Regions from separate parts of the Homo sapiens genome. Here region 2 is linked to region 1. A link is a contact called in ENCODE Hi-C data. All regions are on one chromosome and are shown on one strand. The core of a region is the stretch at or near the end of the contact, and the rest is flanking DNA. Distances in the headings are between cores, read along the strand shown. Region 1 holds the start of FBP1 (fructose-bisphosphatase 1). Region 2 holds the start of SLC71A2 (solute carrier family 71 member 2).

Region 1 (5,880 bases), core at 1,471-3,970:
CTAGTCATCACATTTCAGTTCTTTTTTTTTTTTTTGAGATTGAATCTCGCTCTGTTGCCCAGGCTGGAGTGCAGCGGCAGGATCTTGACTCACTGCAACTTCTGTCTCCCGGGTTCAAGCGATTCTCCTGCCTCAGCCTCCTGAGTAGCTGGAATTACAGGTGCACACCACCATGCCCGGCTAATTTTTTATTTTAGTAGAGATGGGTTTCACCATGTTGGCCAGGCTGGTCTTGAACTCCTGACCTCAAGATCTGCCCGCCTCAGCCTCCAGTTTGTTTGTTTTTCTTTTTTTTTTTTTTTTTTGAGATGGAGTTTTGTTCTTGATGCCCAGGCTGGACTGCAATGGTGCCATCTCTGCTCACTGCAATCTCCGCCTCCCAGGTTCAAGCGATTCTCCTGCCTCAGCCTCCTGAGTAGCTGGAATTACAGGCATGCACCACCATGCCCAGCTAATTTTTGTACTTTTAGTAGAGACGGGGTTTCTCCATGTTGGTCAGGCTGGTCTCGAGCTCCCAACCTCAGGTGATCTGCCCGCCTCGGCCTCCCAAAGTGAAGTGCTGGGATTACAGGTGTGAGCCAGTGAGCCGGGCCTATTTGAGTTTTTATGTTTAAGGATGTATTTCTCTTACTATTTTTTTTAACACAGGGTTTTTCCTGAAAAGTTGCCTGAGGAACAAAGAGTTAAATAAGACCCTTAAAGGATCAACTCTCTTTGCCAGGCATCTAAGTCCCCTCTGGGGCTTTGAGGAGACAGTCGCTGTCTTTCCTGGTGGTACCACCACCTTCCTTCATTCAACGCCGCCGCATCTGACAACCCTGGGCACAGGAATCTGCACCCCAGGTCTCCACGGTGAATCCAGCAGTCAATTTTCAGAGCTTGTCCTGCCTGCCCCATCCACACCGCTTGGCACATGGGTCAGCCCGCCTTTACTTACCTTCTTCATCTGGCTTCCCGGATGTCACATCTCTTGGTTTTTGGTTGGTTTTTCCAGTTGGCTTTTCCAATTTATACCTGCAGCATGGATCTCTCCTCTGAACTCCAGATACATAAATCTGTCTATTTGACATTGCCTTGGATGTCTAGAAGGCATTTCAAACTTAGCAGGTCCCACACTTAGCTCCTAATTGTCAGTCCTGCCTCCAGCACACGCCCCTCTCGGTGTTCCCCATCGCAGTCGAGGACAACTGCATTCTTCTAGTTTCTCAGGCCTCAAACCTTAGAATCATCCGAGACTCCTGTCTCTCACATATCTCATCTGTCAACGAATCCCATCAGCTCTACCTTCAAAATATGTCCAGAATCCACCACCTCCACTGCTAACACCTGGCTCACTATCTCCTAGTAACCTGGAGGGCACTGTCTTCAGTCTGATCTTCACACAGTAGCCGCAGTATGAAGACACAGGGTAGACCATGCCTCTCTTCTTCTCCAAACTCTCCAGTGGGTTCCTCCTAGTCAAAGTCAAACCTCACTTGGCCCTCTAGACCTCACCTCTGCATCCTCCCGCTGGCCTTATCTCCTCCACCTCTGACCCTTGCTAGCTCTATTTCAGCTCCACCGGTCTCCTGGCCATTCCCTGAACCTGAAACATGGTCTCCTACCCCAGGGCCTGTGCACTGGCTCTCCCGGTGAGGAAACCGCTCTCCTTCCCATCTCCACCGGCGCGTTGCATCCTTCACCTCTTTGCTCACATATCCCTTTCTCAGAGAAGCTTTTACTGAGGCCTCTGCTCACCCTCTTCTCCCCTCCACATTCCGTGTCTTCCTTTTCTATTTCGTTTCTCTCTATGGTACTTATGGCTTATGTAACAAACTAATCTATTGTTTATATATTTATTTTTACTGTTTCTCTGTGAAAACGTACACTCGAAAAGGGCAGGAGTTTTGTCTGTTTGGATCAGGCTCCACCCCTGGAAGGTAGGACAGTGTTCAGCACAGCAGGTGCTCAATAGGTGTTGTTTCGTGAATCAGCACATCAATTGCAGCATTGTGGCTACCAGGGGGTCAGGATGCGGGCGGTGGAGCCCTCTGGCCTTTGTGTGGTAGCCGAGGACTCTGTGTCAGCGACCGTTTTCCGGGAAACTTCCGGGCGAGACTCACATCTTGGAAATTCAAATACTCAATAGCTCTCGAATTCTAGGAATCTTGAGAAGAGGCCTGGATTAAGGATTCAGACGTGGGCCCTCAGATGGGTGAGAAACGGGGACTCTGTGTCTCCTAGCGGGGACAGAAGGGCCAGGTGACAGGCCAGGCAGAGTGGACGGGGCTTGGGCAGGGGGCGGGGGCAGGCAGCCACACGGGGCAGGAGCTGCAGAGCTAAAGCCAGGCCATGTGGACTGGCTGCGGGTTTCGCTGCCTAGCTGGTGGCATTGAGCAAGTTACTTAACCTTTCTGAACTTCCGTTTTATGATTTTGGAGGAAACAGTCATAGCTTTCTCTCTGGCAGAGTCCGATGGCCCGAGTCCCGCTCCACAGTGCGGGTGGAGGGCACGGAGGGGTGTGTGTGGGGGGCGACAGCCCAGGAAGACTAGGGGGCGGCAGGGCGCGTGGGGGCGGGGGTTGGGAGACCGCAGGGAGGATCCCCGACCTTGTCTGAAGATCCAAGCAGGCGGAGCCGCGGTCTGGTCCGCGGGGTAGGCGGGGCGCAAGAGTGTTCCCGGGGGCGGGGGGCCGACCCGCGTCTAAAGGTTTCCGCGATTCACCCGCCGGCGCCTGGCCTGGCCCAGTTGCACCACGAGCGCTGCGGACACTCGGGGCGGCAGTCGGTCTGTCAGTCCTCCCGCCAGGTCCCGCGGCCCGCACCTGCCGCCCGCACCTGCAGCTCCGCACCTGCGGCCAGTGCCTACTGCCCTCTCTTGCCGCCCGCACCTGCAGCCCCGCACCTGCCGCTTGCACCTGCAGCCCCGCGCTCTACCCGGTTCAAGCATGGCTGACCAGGCGCCCTTCGACACGGACGTCAACACCCTGACCCGCTTCGTCATGGAGGAGGGCAGGAAGGCCCGCGGCACGGGCGAGTTGACCCAGCTGCTCAACTCGCTCTGCACAGCAGTCAAAGCCATCTCTTCGGCGGTGCGCAAGGCGGGCATCGCGCACCTGTGAGTCGGGCCTTGGGCGGTGGGCCCCGTCCTGTCTGTCTGCCTGGGGAGCCTGCCCGGCGGGCTGACGTTGGGCCCTCTGAGCCTCCTGCCGTCAGCCTCTGTCTGTCCGTCTGATGTCTGAGCGCCTCTCTCGCTCTCTGTCTGGTAGCCCCTCTCTCCAGAAGCTGGCTCAGCCTCACTCAAGTCCTCATCTCCTCCCTTGACCTTGGAGGGGCCCACCTGGGGGTCCGTCTCACAGGTGTACACCTGATTCCATCTTGCATTCCTCTTCTCTGCCCTGAGCAGCCTGCCTCGTACCCCTCTCAGCCGGCCAAGTGTGGGCACCTGGCCTGCCCGTCATACCCGCCCTAGCCTCAGACAGGAAAGTGCTAGCTCAGGTGCCTTCCTTCCCCATTTCTTCTTTGTCCTCCTTCACTCTTTCTGCAATTAGGGACCCAAGTCAGGTTTCTAATCCAGTTATCTCTGACCTGAAACAAGACCTGTTAGGAGCGAGTGTCCCCCCCGCCCCCCCCGCAAGCAGGCTGGGAGGTCTCCTGTGTGTCCAGAGCCTTTAGGAGCAGCAGGGCTTGTGTGCAAAGGAGCTCCCGTGGGCTGCCCCTTGCTGGGACAGTTGCCATGCTGTGCCAGAAACAGGAAACACCCAGGGCTTCAAAACCCCTATCGATTTGCAATGATGGTGTGTGCAGCCTCTGCCCAATTAGTGGAAAGCTCAAAAGTGGTTTGTAGAATGGTTCTGAATGCGCTATGGAGTGCATCTCGAACGTCACTGGGCACAGGAATCATTTGGGGATCTTGGTAAGATGTGTGCCCTCCTTCCATAGCTCTGGGACAGGTCCTGAGATTCTGCATTTCTAAGAAGTTCTCCTGTGGTGGGTGCTGCCCATCAGATACTGTTTGTCTACTCATCACATTGTGAGTAGCAAGGGGTCAAGTGGAGTGGAGACTCAAAGGACCCCTTCTTGTGAGGTTTTTTGTAAGTCACACAACATCCTTTCGTTTGTGTTGGTGTGCACAGGTATTTTCTTTTTCTTTTCTTTTTTTTTTTTTTTTTGAGATGGAATTTTGCTCTTGTTGCCCAGGCTGGAGTGCAATGGTGCGATCTTGGCTCACCGCAACCTCTGCCTCCCAGGTTCAAGCGATTCTCCTGCCTCAGTCTCCCGAGTAGCTGGGATTACAGGCATGTGCCACCATGCCCAGCTAATTTTGTAATTTTTTTTAGTAGAAACGGGGTTTCTCCATGTTGGTCAGGCTGGTCTCGAACTCCCGACCTCCGGTGATGCCTTGGCCTCCCAAAGTGCTGGGATTACAGGCATGAGCCGCCGTGCGCAGGTATTTTCTAGCTAACTGATCCACACTTTTAACTGAAGTGTAACTGGGTTTTCAGATTGTCCATACACTTTACTAACATTCCCCGCACTTATGCACACTATAAAAATGACACATGATGGGCTGGGCGCGTAGGCTCTAGCCTGTCATCCCAGCACTTTGGGAGGCCGAAACAGGTGGATTGCCTGAGGTCAGGAGTTCAAGACCAACCTGATCAACATGGTGAAACCCCGTCTCTACCAAAAATTAGCTGGGTGTGGTGGCAGGCGCCTGTAATCCCAGCTACTCGGGAGGCTGAGGAAGGAGAATTGCTTGAACCCAGGAGGCAGAGGTTGCAGTGAGCCGAGATCGCATCATTGCACTCCAGCCTGCGCGACAAGAGCGTGACTTTGTCTTAAAAAAAAAAAAAAAAGACGCATGATGCTCAGAGCTGACCTGAACAAATACAACCCTGCTACTTGGGTTTGGAATGCATTTCTCCATTCTTAAAAACTCTTCTCCGCCCCGCATCCTGCAATCTAGATTCCTTTTCTTACTGGCAGGCTGTCTGGCTTTGGTCCCACAGTATGGACTGGTGGAGGTAATTCATGTAAAGGAGTGGTATGATCACATTTATTTTTGAATATTAAGCAGACATGTTAAGGAAGGTGATGACTCCATTACTGTTGCCTCTGGCCCCTCTTAATAATACATTCCTAAGGATTCTTATTTTAGAAACATACCCAGGTGAAATCTTAAGCTTTAATTTACAGCTAGTATAGGTGGCTCACAGCTTTAACTGCCTTTGAGGACCAGGGATATATTTTAAAAAGAGGGCTTGTCGACTGGGTGTGGTGGCTCACACCTGTAATCCCAGCACTTTGGGAGGCTGAGACGGGTAGATCACTCAAAGTCCAGGTGTTTGAGACCAGCCTGGCCAACATGGTGAAACCCTGTCTCTACTAAAAACACAAAAATTAGCCAGGCATGGTGGCAGGCGCCTGTAATCCCAGCTACTTGGGAGGCTGAGGCAGGAGAATTGCTTGAACCCGGGAGGCGGAGGTTGCAGTGAGCCCAGATCGTGCCACTCTACTCCAGCCTGGCGACCGAGTAAGACTCTGTCTCAAAAAAAGAAAAAAAAGGGCTTGTCATGTCTGATATTGTTTAAAAAATGTGTCAGTACCTTTCACACCCCTAGAGAGACTGAGAAATGTAAGATGTGTTTTGAGGTGTCCCACTGTCTAAGTAACCTTAGACAGTGGGACCTTGGATAGTGAGATTTTGATGGTGGGGCCTGGATGAAGCATGTTAATTTTGGCTACGTAAGGTATGCGTTTTATTTATTTATTTATTTTGAGATAGAGTCGCACTCTGTTGCCCAGGCTGGAGTGCAGTGGTGTGATAATGGCTCACTGCAGCCTCAACCTCCCAGGCTGAATTGGTGCTCCCACCTCAGCCTCCCCTGTAGCTGGGAC
Region 2 (5,880 bases), core at 2,134-4,633, 260 kb after region 1:
TTATATTTTTATAGAGACAGGATTTCACCATGTTGGCCAGGATGGTCTTGATCTCTTGACCTTGTGATCCGCCCACGTCAGCCTCCCAAAGTGCTGGGATTACAGGTGTGAGCCACCGTGCCCGGCGACACACCTCCCTTTTCTAGAAGGAAATGATCTCTTGGAGTAAATACTTGATTCTCTTTTATTTTTCAGATTATGACATCTCTCTGCCAGTATCTTTTTCTGGTCAATATATCTCTTTGCCAAATAAGGTAGAAAAAAGTTGTCAGGCCAAGCATCATGGCTCTAACCTATAATCCCAGCACTGGGAGGCTGAGACAGGAGGATCATTTGAGCCCAGGAGTTTGAGACCAGCTTGGGAAACAGGAAGACTTCATCTCTACAAAAAATAAATTAAAAAAAAAAAAAAAAAAAAGCCAGGCATGGTGGCACATATCTGTTGTCCCAGCTACTCAGGAGGCTGAGGTGAGAGGACTGCTTGAGCCCAAGAATTTAAGGCTGCAGTGAGCCATGACTGGCCATTGCAGCCTGGATGACAGCAAGACCCTATCTCAAAAAAAAAAACACAGAAAACAAAAAAGAAAAAAGTTATCAGCTGGACAATCTTCCCTGTGATTACTAGTAGCATCTAAGAACCTGAAATCATGAGTGTCACTGAAACCAAGCTGTAAGGAAATTCCAACACATTAAAATGAAATCAATTCATATAGGGGCTATAGGACACAGCACCCGGAGGTGACATTAGAAACTGCAAACAGGAAAAACACATAATTCAGGGGTACTAGCATATGACACAAACATATATGATTAAAAGCATTCACTGTTCTCCCAACGTCCACACACTCAGAAAAACACTGCTACCTGCTCATGCTAGCCTTCTCACTATCTACAGCAAACACCAAGAAAACTCAGTATTCATCACAATTAACATCAACTCCATGCGTTCTCAGAGAGGAGGAAAGACCAGGCAGGAATCTACCTGTGCCCAAAATTAGGTTACCATCAGGATCCAACGGAGAAAGAACTGGGGAATAAACTGAGTCTAGGTTTCTTTGAGTAAACATCCCTCGCAAGTTTCTGCTCTTAAGCACACAAATTTAGCAACTTTAATTTCTAGGTTGGGGTCTAGTTCCTGTCAACACTAGGAAATGGGAGACAACTACTTTTATCACGGTCAGATCACCTATAGATTGTGATCATTCAATCATACATGCAAAGAATATTACAAAATACTAACAACATTAGTATGTATTAAGGGGCTTACTAGATGCCAAGTTGCAGCAACCCTCACAACCCTCTGAGGTAAATGCCATTATTAATCAGGAGTTACGTTAACTTATCGAACTGTGGAAACTGGGATTTCAAGCATGCTCGTCTAATCACTATACTAATAATGCTTCAACCTGCCAATTTATTTTTTTATTCTGTAAGCCATAAGGAGCCAATGAAAAAAATTAAGGACAGCAGTAATGATCATCTTTACATGCTAGAACACACTACTCAGCCACGTGCAAGGTGGACTGACGCTGGGGTGAGCAAGGGTCTTGAAAGAGATAGTCAAAGTCTGGGTCAAAAATGCTGAGGAAATTCTGAGCATAAGAATGCATAGGAGAGGATAAAAACCTAAAATCTGTATCTAATAAACTTAGCTAGACTTTCTGATTGTTTTAAGTATGGGAAGGGATGAAGGAAGCTACCTCGCAGGTTACTAGCTGGGCCACTGGTTAGTAATTACTGTCCATCAATTCATGAGACAGGAGGAGGAACTGGTGCTTTAGTTTTGTGTAGCAAGCAGGAAGAGGACAAGTCTACTTAACGCGAATCAAAATGAGAGCAAGCAATTATACAGAATTTCTCTCCCTCGACAAAATAAGCTTCTCATATTACAGAGATCTTAACTTTGAAATGCTTTTCAAAATAGGGAGTCACTTGGGCTGGGAGGGGACTTCAACTAAGTCCTCATTTTACAGAGGAGGCACTGAGGGGCAAGGCTGTTTCAATACCCTGTCCAGAGTGCGCACTGTTCAGGCAAAACCAGGACTAAAAACCAGCTCTGCCGGATCCGTTCTACCTACTGCTCCTTCTGCTTCAGCTGCCCTCCCAACCTACTAATAGGGATTTACATCCCCAAATACGTTCATGTAAACACTTAGCATTCTTCAACTAAACACAAAATCAGATATGTAAGCTAAAAATCTAAAGCCAAAAACATGTATTTAATTTCCATAAAATTTCTACTTTTCTTTGGAAAAACTTTCCCATTGTGTCAGTTTCTATTCACTGTAACATTCTCTATATTTCAGGTCCTAAGACCAAAAAAAAAAAATCCTTTTTAAACTTAGGCCTTGAAGAAACGACAAACCCTCTAGGCTTAATATTGCACCATATGAAACCACTGACACAGACAAGGCCTGTTCTGCCGAAACCAGGCCAGTTAAGTCAGGGCTCAATTGCTTCTGTATCATTGTCAGAAGCCATCTCGACCTCAAGCAAAAGTAAAACTGGAGAAAGAGGCCAGCCTAACTTGCTCCTCGGCTGGTCCCCAGCAACGCCCCTGGAAACTCTGCTCCCCATCGCTAGGACCGCCCCTCCGACGCCGGGAGAACACGGAAGGAGCAGCAAGGCGCTGCCCGGCATCTGCCGCCAACTTCCCCGTCGACGGTCTGATTCAAATGCTCCCTACCTGTTTTCCATGTAGACTTGGAGAGAAACTGCGCCAGGAAAACTGTTATCAACTGTTACAGGGACGGAGAACTCCGAAATAACCAAATTACTACTTATATTCACTGTCCCATGTCTAGCGCCTTTTGAAACAATAACCAAATCCTGTAAAGTTTTGTCTGCGATGAGCAGTCACTAGGAAAAACCTGTATTCGTGATGAATTCGCCTCCCCCCCCAGAAAAGGACCGACTTTCCAAGAGCCGAAGCCCCTGCCCGGAGCGGCGGGCTCGCGGGCCCTGGGTGCGACCCCACCCAGCCTCCCCGGGATTCAGGCAGCCGGGCCCCGCGCCCGCGCTCACCCAGGTGCTCCCCGCGGCCTGCGCGCCCGCGCGCTTCTCCGGCATGGCTCCCGCCTCGGGCTCCGACGCCGCCTTCTCCTCCAGCTCCGGCGGCGGCTCCACGCTCATGCCGCGGCCATGCCCGCGCCAGCCCGGGGCGCTCCGGGACGACGGCGACGCCGCGGAGGCGGCGGCGGTGCCCGCGCCCTCATGGGCTCTGCGGCCCGCGGCGGCCTGCGGGTCAGGCGGCGGCGCCAGCGGCGGCGCCGAGGGCTGAGGAGGCGGCGGAGGCTGAAGCTGCGGATCAGGCTAGCAGAAGACCGCAGCTCCAGGAACCGACCACTTATCAAACCGCACCGACCCCGACTCTCGCAGTTACCGGCGGCGTCAGGGGCGGGCTGCACGGTTAAGAGACTGTGCCCCGCCCCGCCTCCCCACAGGCCGGCGCCGGGCAGGAGGCCCCGCCCCGCACCTCAGCTCCCGCCTCGAGAACGAGTCCCGCGCCTGAGTAGCCTCCAGCGACGCCACGCCCACTTCAGAGACCCCTCCTTTACCTCGCGACTGGCCCCTTGGCATCAGGACTTCGCGGCGCGCGGGAAGTACGTCATTTCGAGAGCCCGTACGACTGATTTCTTTTTCCGGAGAATCTGGACTGAGGCTAGCAAGCGGGGAGGGGCAAACTCGTGGGGGTTTGGTAGTGATTGCAGTTCAGTTTTGGTCTTGGTTTGCGCCAACCCGCCAACCTCTCAAGTTTTTCTATGGTTCTCTAAGAAGAAAATAATATACTAGCAATGTTTCCCAAACGTACTTGAACACAACACTTTTTATTCTTGACACATGATTAATATCTTGTAGAATGTGTAGGACGCAGTTGGAAAAGCCTGGCTTATGTTTATTTATTTTGAAAGATATGCACCTAATACTGAAATATAAAAAAGCCTACAGGCCTGGAGCGGTGGCCCACACCTATAATCCCAGCACTTTGGGAGGCCGAGGCGGCTGGTTCACCTGAGGTCAGGAGTTAGAGACCAGCCTGGCCAACGCGGTGAAACCCTGTCTCTACTAAAAAACAAAAACAAAAACAAAAAACACCAAAAAAATTAGCCGGGCTTGGTGGCGCACGCCTGTAATCCAAGCTACTCGGGAGGCTGAGGCAGGAGAATAGCTTGAACCTGGGAGCCGGAGGTTGCAGTGAGCCGAGATAGCGTCACTGCACTCCATCCTGGGCGACAGAGTGAGGCTCTGTCTCACAAAAAAAAAAAAAAAATCTTTTTACAAACATCAATAGAAAAAAGAATAAAATTATTTCTATTAACAGGATTAGTAATTTTAATTGAATTAAAGTCATTTCATTTAAGAATTTTTTCAGGTTGGGCGTGGTGGCTCACGCCTGTAATCCCAGGACTTTGGCAGGCAGAGGTGGGCGGATCGCCTGAGGTCAAGAGTTCCAGACCAGCCTGGCCAACATGGTGAAACCCCGTCTCTACTAAAAATACAGAAGTTAGCCGGGCATGGTGGCGGATGCCTGTAATCCCAGCTACTTGGGAGGCTGAGGGAAGAGAATCGCTTGAACCCAGGAGGCGGAGGTTGCAGTGAGCCGAGATGGTGCACTGCACTCCACCCTGGGTGACAAGAGTGAGACTTCGTCTCCAAAAAAAAAAAAAAAAAAAGCCTCTTTTTCGCTTCCCACCCACTACCCCCAAACACACACACACACACTTTGCAGAAGTCTTTACTTTTATTTATTTATTTATTTATTTGAGACAGAGTCTTGCTCTGTCACCCAGGCTACAGTCACCCAGCCTAGATCAGTGGCGTGATCTAGGTTCACTGCAACCTCTACCTCCCGCATTCAAGCGACTCTCCTGCCTGAGCCTGCCGAGTAGCTGGGATTACAGGTGCGCGTCACCATGCCCGGCTAATTTTTGTATTTTTAGTAGAGACGGGGTTTCACCATGTTGGCTGGGCTGGTCTTGAACTACTGACTTCAAGTGATCCGCCCCCCTCGGCTCACCGAGCCGGCCTGGTCTTTTTTCTTTTTTTTTTTTTTTTTTTGAGACGAAATTTCGCTTTTGTCGCCCAGCCTAGATCAGTGGCTCGATCTCGGCTCACTGCAACCTGTGCCTCCTGGGTTCAAGCAATTCTCCTGCCTCAGACTCTCGAGTAGCTGGGATTACAGGTGCATGCCACGACCTGGCTATCTTCTGTATGTTTAGTAGAGACAAGTTCACCATGTTGGCCAGGCTGTTCTCGAATTCCTGATCTCAGGTGATCCACCCGCCTCGACCTCCCATAGTGCTGGGATTACAGGCGTGAGCGACTACACCCAGCCTGATTTGTCTACTTTTCTGAATGATTGTTTTAACAAATAGTTTTCAAAACACAGAGGGAATATATGTATTATGTTATGCTGTTTGAGTATTATGTTTATGCCACTTATGAGCTTGGGTATCAGTTTCTGATTCCTGTATCCATGAAACAGAAAAGTTTGTAAACTGTTTTTTTGTTTTCTTTTGAGACAGTCTTGCTCTGTTGCCCAGTCTGGAGTACAGTGGCGCGATCTCAGCTCACTGCAACCTCTGCCTCTCCGGTTCAAACGATTGTGGTGCCTCAGCCTCCCGAGTAGCTGGGACTACAGGCACCTGCCACCACACCCAGCCAATTTTTGTATTTTTAGTAGAGACAGGGTTTCACCATGTTGGCTGGGCTGGTCTCCAACTCCTGACCTCAAGTGATCCGCCTGCCTCAACATCCCAAAGTGCTGGGATTACAGGCATGAGCCACCATGCCCAGCCTGGACTGTTTTCTTAAATAGACTTACAATAAAGTTATCCTAGAGGGAATAATGGAGTTTTTTGAAGTTTATTTTCTTTATCA

Evidence for each region. Hi-C counts contacts between places; a loop is a spot of excess contacts on that map. Pooled maps may share reads with other maps.
Region 2: a pooled map shows a loop between it and region 1 (4-fold over the local background). The contact joins the promoter of SLC71A2 here to the promoter of FBP1 in region 1. A Hi-C loop is called at or near these places in 1 of 50 pooled maps.

What each region holds. Positions count from the first base shown.
Region 1 is chr9:94,636,358-94,642,237 of GRCh38, reverse strand. It overlaps FBP1 (fructose-bisphosphatase 1), which reads left to right and starts at 2,720. Exons shown (of 7, transcript NM_000507.4): 1 at 2,720-3,097. The coding sequence starts at 2,928. RefSeq lists a silencer at 2,587-2,646.
Region 2 is chr9:94,372,072-94,377,951 of GRCh38, reverse strand. It overlaps SLC71A2 (solute carrier family 71 member 2), which reads right to left and starts at 3,383. Exons shown (of 12, transcript NM_032558.3): 1 at 3,025-3,383. The coding sequence starts at 3,132. RefSeq lists enhancers at 2,614-3,113, 3,114-3,615 and a silencer at 3,165-3,564.